Regions from separate parts of the Mus musculus genome. Here regions 2 and 3 are each linked to region 1. A link is a loop called in an ENCODE intact Hi-C map of the cell type or tissue named here. Cell type or tissue: left cerebral cortex. All regions are shown on one strand. Each heading gives the region's core, and the rest is flanking DNA. Links, peaks and the distances in the headings are about the cores only.

The links. A loop is a pair of places that touch in the nucleus more often than their neighbours do. Peaks named below come from ENCODE experiments on the same cell type or tissue, not always from the same donor. Only the 100,000 strongest peaks of a DNase experiment are listed, where the experiment ranks them.
Region 2: a loop joins it to region 1, with 3 times the contacts of the local background. A loop is called at or near these places in 6 of 42 quality-filtered maps.
Region 3: it touches region 1 in a loop (4-fold over the local background); 3 of 42 quality-filtered maps call a loop at or near these places.

Annotation. Positions count from the first base shown.
Region 1 is chr15:100,868,778-100,872,114 of GRCm38, reverse strand. It overlaps a transcript of Scn8a not described here. Among named protein-coding and RNA genes, the nearest start is that of Gm35569, 36 kb to the right of the region's middle. In left cerebral cortex, for the core only: a CTCF peak has its summit at 1,490 (motif pointing right); DNase peaks (open chromatin) are centred at 905, 1,174, 1,632, 2,114 and 1 more place; H3K4me3 peaks cover 2,007 bases; H3K27ac peaks cover 1,466 bases.
Region 2 is chr15:100,959,929-100,963,265 of GRCm38, reverse strand. All of the region lies in intron 5 of Scn8a (sodium channel, voltage-gated, type VIII, alpha), which reads right to left. Among named protein-coding and RNA genes, the nearest start is that of Scn8a, 25 kb to the right of the region's middle. In left cerebral cortex, for the core only: a CTCF peak has its summit at 1,509 (motif pointing right); DNase peaks (open chromatin) are centred at 1,538 and 2,070; H3K27ac peaks cover 1,731 bases.
Region 3 is chr15:101,041,098-101,044,434 of GRCm38, reverse strand. Scn8a (sodium channel, voltage-gated, type VIII, alpha) reads right to left here. Exons shown (of 26, transcript NM_011323.3): 26 at 1-3,337. Among named protein-coding and RNA genes, the nearest start is that of Fignl2, 12 kb to the left of the region's middle. In left cerebral cortex, for the core only: CTCF peaks have their summits at 1,593 (motif pointing right) and 2,397; a DNase peak (open chromatin) is centred at 1,623.

The sequences.
Region 1 (3,337 bases), core at 439-2,938:
ATGCATGGTTTGGAGAATTCCTGCTTATTGGGCTGAAAAATAACTCCCACTCCAACCTAACTCGAACCTAGGGGACGCTGAAGGGGTCTGACAGCCCCCACTACCGCCCGGAAAGTTAACTGCCAAGTCTCCACCGGTGGTTGCTGCGGGCAATGGAGAGGACAGAGCGGTGCTCCCCGGAGAAATGCAGAGGTTTTGCGGTCCCCAGGGTACCAAGGGTGAAGCAGAGAGGAAGGATCCAAGCTATGGATCTGGGCAAACAGTTCTGTATCCCAACGCTAACAAGAAGCCCAGGGTGCTGCTGCCCGTGGTAAGGTGGGGGAGGGAAGGGAGCGAGGAGAGGAACGAGCTCTGCATAGGGTGGCGTAGGGGTGGGGTGGGGGAAGGGGGATATTCTGAAAGTGATGTACTCTGATGCAGGAATCCTAACCTGCTAAGGAAGGTCGCGAGGGGCTCCAACACAATCCCTGAGCACCCTGGCGAGAGGGGGAATGATACATCCAAGTAAAGGAGTGAAGGACAGGAGGTGTCCTGACTGCCCCACGAGCCCATGAGTCCCCCGGCTTCTGCAGTTGTTAGCAATGTGGAGCCGAATGAGGGAGGATCCAGTAAGGACTGGGGGAGGGGGCAGAGAAGAGGGGCTGCAGAGCAGCCCGAGAGCCCCGGCCGGGCTGGCACTGGGGGCTGGGTGCCGGCTGCAGCGCCGAGGGGACACCGGGGCAAGCCCGCGTCCCTGGACGACCAGGCAACCTGGAGGGCAGGGTGTCCAGGGGTGGGAGCTGGTGGTCCCCCATCCTCCTCAGGAACCCCGGCAAACACCGTAGAAGGAAGCAAGACTTCCAAACACCCGTGCAAAGCACGAAGGGCATAAACCCCGCTCCACGGCGGCCACGCGAGCCCCGTGAGCCCCGCGGCCCGCGAGCCGCGCCGTGCGCTCTGCGGCAAAGCCCCGGGCTGAGAGGGGCGAGCCCGCTCCAGGGTCCCGGGGCGAGAGGGGAGCCCAGGCCGAGGAGCGGCGCCGGGCCGGGGGCTCCGGGGCAACTTACGGCGGCGGCGGCGGCGGGCGAGGCGGCGGCGGCCCTAGCGCGGGGCCCGGGAGGCGCGGCCGGACTGCAGAGGCGCCGAGGCTGCGGCGGGCGGGACTGCGGTGGGCGCCATCTTGGAGCGCTCCCCGCGCCCGCCCCCCGCGCTGCGCGAGCCCTTGCATAATTGATGACTCGCGCCGCGCGCGCCGCCGCGCGCCCCCGCCGCCGGGCCCCCGCGCGACCCTCCGCGCGCGCCCCCCGCCCGCGCCCCGCGCCCGCCCGTCCTCCTACCCGGCCGCCCGGCCGCCCGGCCGCCCGCGCCCCGCGCCCGCCCCGCCGCACCTACCCTGCCGGGCGCGCCCGGCCGCCCGCTCGCCCGCTCGCCTGCCTTCTTCGCTCCCAGCTCCCCGGCCTGCGTCCCGGCGCTCCGGACTGGATGCGCGCCGGAGCCCGACCGGCAGGGGGCGCCGCGCCCGAGCGCCTGGGAGCGTCCCCGGGCCCGCCTCCGCGACGCCCCCGCCGGCCCCACGAGCACCGGCGTCGACACCCGATAGATGCTCTGCGGCCCTGGTCAATGACAAGAGTCTCCTTGCTCCCGGGCACGCCCGGTCACCGTGCGACCGCAGTCGGAGTATCTGACTTGATCCTTGGTCAACTGATCCAACGCACAGCAAATGAAAGCTAGTGTTACGACAGGGGCCTGCCGTGAGTGGCAAAGACGCTTCCTCGGGTTTGGAAGCTTAGAGGTCACCTTACCTTCTCCAAACTCAGTGGGTAGATCTGTGAAGTTGGCATGAGCCTTTGAACTGCTTCCACATGCCTAAGGAGCTTCACGGTGAAGGTGAGGAGGACTCCTGGCGGTGTCTCTCGAAACGCAAATTCAGTTGACACTGAACAGCACCCTCTTTAAGCAGTGGCGGGTGACAACCTGTCCAAACCTCAGTGTTCTGTCACTAGAAGGGAACAGTCAATCGCGGCACCAAGCTGATAGCTTTATTGTAGAGACTAAAGGGGAAGTGCATTTACAGTTTTCTAACACAGCCCAGCACGGGATGTGGCATAATGTGTCCATTACATGCATTTTACAGTAGCTTTCTCGAGATATATTTGGCTCACGGTAAGCGCCATGTTTAGAATATATTTTGACATGTGTGTGCGTGCAGGAACTCCTCGACACTAAGGTGATGGGCATGCCCAAAGTTTCCTTGTGCCTCTTTGCAATCCAGCTTTGCATTGCCCACACACACAAGCCTCCCCCAGGCAACCGCTAATCTTCTATTACTGTACATTGGTTTGCATTTTCCAGAGTTAATAGGATCATACAGTATGAACCTTTTTTTTGGGGGGGAGGGGTATAGGACACTTCTCTCAGCATGATTATTTTGAGTTTTTTTTTTTTTATGCTGCCGCGAGGTATTCATTTCTTCTTGCCACTGGGTAATAATCATTATGAAGGGGCATACCAAATTTTAAACTGCTTATTGATGACATTTGAACTAGCGCCAGGTTTTTGCTCGTTACAGATTAATCTGCTATGAATGCATCTTTGTATGAAGACATTCTCTTATCTCTCTGGGTATAAATATCTAGGAAGGAAATGTCTGGATTCTTTTAGGTAACTTAACAAAATTAAGAAAATTCAGGGACTGCAGGTGTGCTCTATTGGTAGCGTGCTTGCCCACATGCTCAAAGCCCTGGGGGGCCTCTCCGACACCAGCCACGTAACCCACGTAACCCAGAGAAGGTCATTCTCGGGAACATAGCAAGTTTCAGGCTGGAGGTCCCCATGTTTCAAAGCTAAAATAACAACAAAAAGAAAGGAGGTTCTGAGCTGCTGTTCAAAGCGCTTCTGCCATTTCAGTTCCAGCCCACAGCACAGTAGGTCATCAGCCCACAGCACAGTAGGGCATCAGTGCCCCACATCCTCGTCAGCATCTGGCATGACCAGGCTTTTTAATTTTAGCCGTTCTAATAGTGTGATGAATTATTCCACTGCGGTTTTAGCTTCTGTTTCACTAATGACTAAATGTGTTAAATGTCTTGGCTCAGTAAATCCTGCTGGTTGAAGTTGTCTATTTGGGTCTTTCATACTTTAGAGGGTGTTTGCTTATTGAAACTTGAACTATTCATATTTCTTACAGATATACATCTTCTAAGTCACATGGTTGGCAAATGTTGTTTCCTAGTGTGGATTTATATTTTTTTGTCTCTTGATAAAACTCTTAAGTTTTGCAAAGTCCAATTTACTTTTTCTTCTTCCATAGACCAGATGTTTCACCAGATGTATAAGGCTCTTGTCCTGGACTCTTGTT
Region 2 (3,337 bases), core at 520-3,019, 91 kb before region 1:
CAGAAATGAACATAGAGAAAGGAAATGTCCAAGAGAAGTATAAGGCAGACCCACAACTCTGAAGACAGCAGTATGTCTTAGCACTGGGAGCTGCAGGTTCGCCTGGGAGCCCACCACAGCACCCAGAGCTGCAGTTCTCCCTCGCTCCAGGTCTGACCAAGGTGAAGGAAGGGTCCTCTCCAGGAGAACTCCTGAGATCAGGGCAGGTGTTAGGTGACACTTCCGATGGAGTCAACAGATGATCACTTTCTGCCCTGGCCGCCACTGAATAAAAAGCGAGAGCAGTGGTGGCCCACACCTTTAATCCCAGCACTTGGGAGGCAGAGGCAGGCGGATTTCTGAGTTCGAGGCCAGCCTGGTCTACAAAGTGAGTTCCAGGACAGCCAGGGCTACACAGAGAAACCCTGTCTCAAAAACAACAACAAAACAAAATTAAGAAAGAAAGATGTGAACTTCCCAGCAGAATAGCTCCATGTCAGGGGGAACCTCACCAATTCTGCCCCCAAAACAATGGCTCTCTCAGCACAGAGGTATGCACCGTTCTCCAAGATGATGCCTTCGAAGCAAAGAAGAAGCCACAAGTGGCCTGTCTGCCCAATCTTGAGCCATCAAATAAGTAGGGTCAGAATGTGAGATTGGTCTTTTGTAAGTGCCACGGAGGTTCTTGGGGAAAGACTTCTTATACAAAAGGTTGGCGTGTACTAATAGAATCCTGGCTGACCTGACACATTCAAAACAACTACCAAGATGTAAAACTGAAAAAAACAAAAACAAAAGCAAAACGCTAACCAGGACAAGATGGGGTGAAGGCTCTCGGCAAGCATTTCTCACATGAGAGCTGAGCTGCAGAGATTGCCACGAGATCTTACAGGCTCCGTGTTGTGTCAACTCCTGGTTACCCTCTGAAGCAGCTAATCTGGACTGTCAACTTGACAGGGTTTGGAATTGCTAAGAGACAAGCTTCTGGGGCGTGTCCGAGAGGGTGTCCATGCAGGTTTCAATGAGGTGCAGAAAGTCTACCCTCAGGGTTGGGTGTGGCCATTCCACGAGCTAGGGTCCTGCACTAAACACAAAGGCCAGCGGCGTGGCAAGCATCGAGCATCAGGGAGCATCGCGCTAGCTGTGTACCCGTGTGACCAGTGGCCCCATGTTCCTGCCGCCATACCTGCTCACATGATGGACTGCACTTCTCTATGCAACACGAACCCTCCCTCCTTCGGTTGCTTTCATCAGACAGTCTGTCACGAAAGCCTGAAAAGTGACCGATATGCCCAGGCTTCCTTTCATAGCCCTAACCGCTTCAGGAAAAGCCTAAGATCCAAATGGCTAATGGGAGAAGGGGGAGAGCGGAAAATCCTTCTGACGTGGTTGTGTACATGACTTTAGTGTTTACTGAGAGCTACTGTGTCCCAGCTCTGCAACCTGGGAGCAAAGTAACTTTGACTTTTTTTTTTTTTTTTTTTTTTTTAAGCAAGAGATAGCTGCTGATCCACTGATGTACACAAGGTGGCCCCACCTTGGAAGGAAACATGGATAGCTTACAGGAACAGGACATCAGCCCTCCAGGGAATGACAGACAAGTTCCGAATTCTACAGAAGATGCCAACACCTGGGTTTCCCTCAGAAATGCTTAACAGCGAGAAAAAGCTTTGTCACTGACAGGACTGCTAGCTTTACTATAGTTAAAGTTAGTTTTTCATCACAGTTAGCTTCCCAAAGCTCGACTCGGGGGGGGGGGGGGCGTGGGGAGGGGTCACTTATGGGAATAGTAATCCGAGAATCTACCTCAGACCGTGAAGCTTGGACATAGACCTTTTATTGGGCTTTTACGGTAAGTGCTTCTAGTACAAGCATTTATGCAGCACTGCTGTGGACCAGGCCCTATGCTATAGACACTACATATTTACACATGCACACGCATGCACACACGCTACAGAGTATTAAGTAACCTGACAGGAATTACTTTGCAGAAATTCCCGGCTTGAAAGTTAACCCTACAGCAGAGACAAGAACAGCAGTGATGAGCCAGGCTGGGGAGAGCATCTGCTGCCCCAGTTAGTGAACAGAACACAGCTTTCCGATTTAATTCTGGAAGAGAAGTTTTGAGATCACAAGAACATAAAGAGACAGATGCCTCGCAGGGTGTGCTGGGGAGATGAGCAGGAACATGGAATCGTGTTAAAGGGGCCAGAGGAGCAGAGAGACCAAGGGGAAAGGGAAAGGAGAGACATGGTGGTCCAGCTGCTGCAGATGAAGGCCTGCCTGGGGGTTACCACCCTTGTGGTTCCTCTCCTCACACCTCAGATCTCTGTGTCCCCACCCCCACCCCCTCACCTAGGACACTGGCGTGATGTTGAATAGAGGATAAAAGAACGGTTTCTGTAATCAGCCACAAGAGGAGGGCCTACAAGATCAGGCGATGGTGCTTGCTCAGCACCCTGTTTCCATAGAACCCAGGGGACAGCGGGACTCTAAGGAGTCTCCCTTTCTCTCCTCGACCCTAGCTAAAGCCCAGACGGCATCAACATGCCTTTGTCTCTGCCTCGTTGCTGTCAGTCTTAACCTCAAACATACCTTCCCTTCTAGATTTCAAGGCCGGTTGGTTCTTAGAAAGGTTATTTCCCCGGATGCAATGATTTTAGATGACAGAATCTTAACCTGATGGTGGATGGGGTGTCTGTGAAATTTCATCTGTGTCTCTAGGGGACCAAAAACCCTCAAGAGATTTAGAACCACTGAGCTAGCTGGACCAGGTCAGAGTAAAAGGCAAATATCTTTAGGAGATTGTCACTGAACTAGTCTTCCGCCCACTCTCTTCTTCCTTTCGTCCCTTCCAGTTTCTCCGATTTTTGTTTACGGCTTACCTTTGACTTTAAATCAGCACCTGTATACGCTCTCACCGGGGTTTGCACTTGAGAGCGACCCCTGAGACCCCTGAGTCTGCTCCCAGGAGACACCTACCAGGTCTCACTCTACCGAAGCAGACACTTGCAAAATATGGGAGACGGTAACTTAAAATCTGTCTCACTGACTTCCAAGCCTTCTCCACTTTAACTAGTCTGACCTGACTAGTTAACTGGGCAAGTTGCTCCTTGACTAAAATGATTACATTCGTATAACACCAGTAAAAGTACAAGTCTTTGGATAACATGCTGTTGGCAGAACATGCTACGGGAAGTCTGAAATCACAAGCAGTGGAATGGGGGTGGATATTAAAGACACTGTAATTCCATGAGGCCATGATTCGAGTGGTCCACATACAGAGGCACAGCCCACCCCGGTACACCTCTCCTCGGGTGCTGTGAGGGCCTAAGGGTTTATAAGCATGTGCTTTTTT
Region 3 (3,337 bases), core at 520-3,019, 170 kb before region 1:
GGTCAGGACCTGGCTTTTCTCTGCAGTACCTACTTAGAATTGGGGGGGGGGGGCTCTGTTTTCCTTTCTCCTTCCCCAAAGCTCCAGGGTCCCAGTTCCCAGACCTCAATAACTGGAAAGTCAAACAGACACACAGCAAGACGGGCTTCCCTTGTGTGGTTAAAAAGGGCCGTATTTTTTGTTTGTTTGTTTGTTTTGTAAATTTTGTTTCCTTTTGGCTAATAGTGATTTACTTTTCTAAAGATCAGGTATCGTTTAGGGCAGCATCAGGCTCCATGCACTCACTAGCACACTATGGGTCTCTTACAGTTTACGTGGGTTGTGGTGATGAGAGAAGCCCTTTGGGCACTCTATGTCGCTTCAGGGGCCCTGAGGGGGAGCTTGTCTCTCTGTGCGCAGCTTCAGATGCCCAAGTGGCTCATTTCCAGATGGTGAGAGCAGATCACTCAGACTCGGCTTTCCTGCTCCCACCCTCTGCCCTGTGACTCCCAGCCTCTCACCCTAAGCCACAGGGAAGTTAAGGAAGAAGGGAGTGTTTTCACACAACCAGTAGTCATGGCGACTACTGCTCAGGGGCTTTGGCTCTGCGTTTTAAATGAACAGCATCACATGACTTTTTGCTTTTTTGTCCTTTTTATTATTATTATTATTATTTTTAAAGGAGGATCGTGGAATATAAATACTGCACCAAGGACCCGGCTACAAAAAATAAATATTTATATTATATTTATATATCTATATATATATGTGCAGTGGTACTGGCTGCTGCCGCTCTTTGACAGGCTTCATGAATATTTGGCAAAGCCCTGCCACTTGCTCACGCAATGAGGACGCAAAACAAAACCAAACCAACCAAAACCTGCCGTAGCTGATTCTTTAAGGTTCGATGCCTGTTAACTGCGGGTGTGAACTGCTGGTGATGGTGTGGTTCACAAGAAAGGATCATGGAGTGGGACAGAGAGAGCGAGGCGGGCAGAGAGTGGCTGGGTGGACAGATGGAAGGTGAGGGGCATTGCTGGGAGAGGTCTGATCAGAGTGAAAGTTAGAGCAAGCAGACTCGGAGGTGGCTTCTTCCCTGCGAGGCTGTTGGAGGGTGTGAGAAACTGAGGCACAGCCTGCTGGGCTGGGTCAGGAGCTGGGGTAGGAGGGTCAGATCTAATCGCTGAACATTACTAGCATGGCGCTTGGTGTTCCTAGCAGGATCAAATAGCTGTTGCCCATCTCAAGATCTAAGAACAATGATTGAGTTTAGCCAAATCTTGCATAGAAGTGGTTAGAATTTATTGCACATTGGAACAAAAATATATATATATTTTGTTGTTTTGGAAAATACCATTAGCAATAAAAAATTTTTTGTCTGTCTGTCTGGTTAGGGGTATACATTGGCTGACAGCTTCTAAATTCTAAGAAGAAAGGAAAGTATAAAAAATAAAAATAACCATGACAATGGCGTAAGCCAGAAGCCATTTCCTATTTAATAAGTTAGTAATTTGTATTTACAAAAAGGCATGCCAATAAAATAAAATTATATATTACAGTATTTATAATTCTCTTAAAAAGAATAACCACAGGTCAGCTCCTGTTTTGTGCTGTTTGCGATGTTGCCTGCAGGTGGCGCTCTAGAATTGTCCTAGCTGTGGTGACACGGACACACTCTCTGAGCTGGGAGAGTTGGACAGTGTCTACCGGTCCAAGAAGATAGAAAGCTCTGCTCACTGACTGGCTGTGGTTTGTTCTATGCAAAACTAGTCAGGTGGACTGTGAGATTACATCCAAAGTGCTTCTACTGCAAGGCGGACTGGTGCATCTGATGTGTCTACTGATGGGCCACTCGATTCCCTCCATACTATGCTCAGGGAGAGTTTGTGTTGATTTGGTTCAGAGAGACTTTCTGGCATTCGAGTGCAGCATCTTGGCTTTGAGACCTTGTGGTCAGCTGAGACACCCTGGACTAAGAACTGTCTTCTATAAAGTGGGGGATGGAATGGAAGATATGACGCCCCTCTAGAAGCCATCCCCCAACAACAGTGGGCAGGCCACTAAGCAGAAAGCAAGGTGAGCTGAAAGGAAAGGCCAGGGGAAGCTGTGACACCCTAAAGAATGACTACTGAGTCCCTTTCTCACAAAAGCCGTCGTAGAAACAAGACCAAGTGGGCTCTGTCCAGAGGCAGCTCCATCTTTCCATCAGGTCCTGTTAGAGAGCGTTATTCTACAAATGGAAGAGCCTACAGCCTTATCTCAGCCAACACTGCTGTCCTTGCCAGCCCTGAGCGGCTGGGAAGGGGAGCCCTGCTGGCTGGAGGGATATGGCAGAAGCAGGAAGAACCGTGCAGCCAGGAGCTTGTGACAACCCCTCTGCAGGACAGGGCAGTTCAGAATATCTGAACCCCTTTCCGTATCTACCTGAGCCTGGAGAAAAGCAGACAGACATGACACTGAATGCAATAAGCACCCCAAACCCCCCACAAGGTTTCTGTAAGCCCCCCAAAGGCCCCCTAGAGGTAACATGCTACAATACATAGCACTTTTATCTCTACCCCAGGGTCAGTTCTCCAGGATGAAGGCTAAACAATCAACAGGATATTGCAAGATACAAATGAACTCTTTTTTCTATTAGTATTTTTCTTTTTTTTTTCTTTTTTCTTTTTTTTTTTTTTTTTAGCCCTAGGATTTGGTTTTACAGTGACATTAATAGTACAAGCCATTCGGGGCCAGAGTCTCCCCATGTATTGGACAGAGCAGCAAAATGTACGACAATGGCTGTATGTCAGAGATGTCTGTCAAACATGTATATGCAGCGGATCCATCTGCTTGTTTGGTTGGGTTGTTTTTGTTGGTAGTGGTCAATTGGTTAATTATGTCTCCCTACCCAGAGGTGTATGAAAGACTTGTACACTGAGAGGATTGCAGCCGGTATGGAACTCTTACCATTTCTCCAAATACAGTGAACAGTGCAGGGCTGGGTCCTGTCCGAAGGCTGAGCCAATGCGAGGGACAGGATTGCTAGTGTCTGTTGGTGTATGGACCTCATGCATGACTTCTGAACACAGCATGCCATCATGCAAGTCATTTCTACGCATTGAACGAGCACAATATTTGGAATTGGCCTGAGCAAGTCCTCCTCAGCCTGAAACCCTGATTGTTTCCCCCACCGTCTCCAAACCATGTGCCACCCACGTGGAGAAGATGCTGTTATGTTAAAGAAACAGACGATTAGTGACATAGGCTGAATGTGTGTGTGTGTGTGTATGTGTCTGTGTGTGTCTTTGTGTGTCTGTATGTGTGTGTGTTTCTTTTTGCTGCTTAGCTTAACTAATGTAAGAATGCAAATATTGTT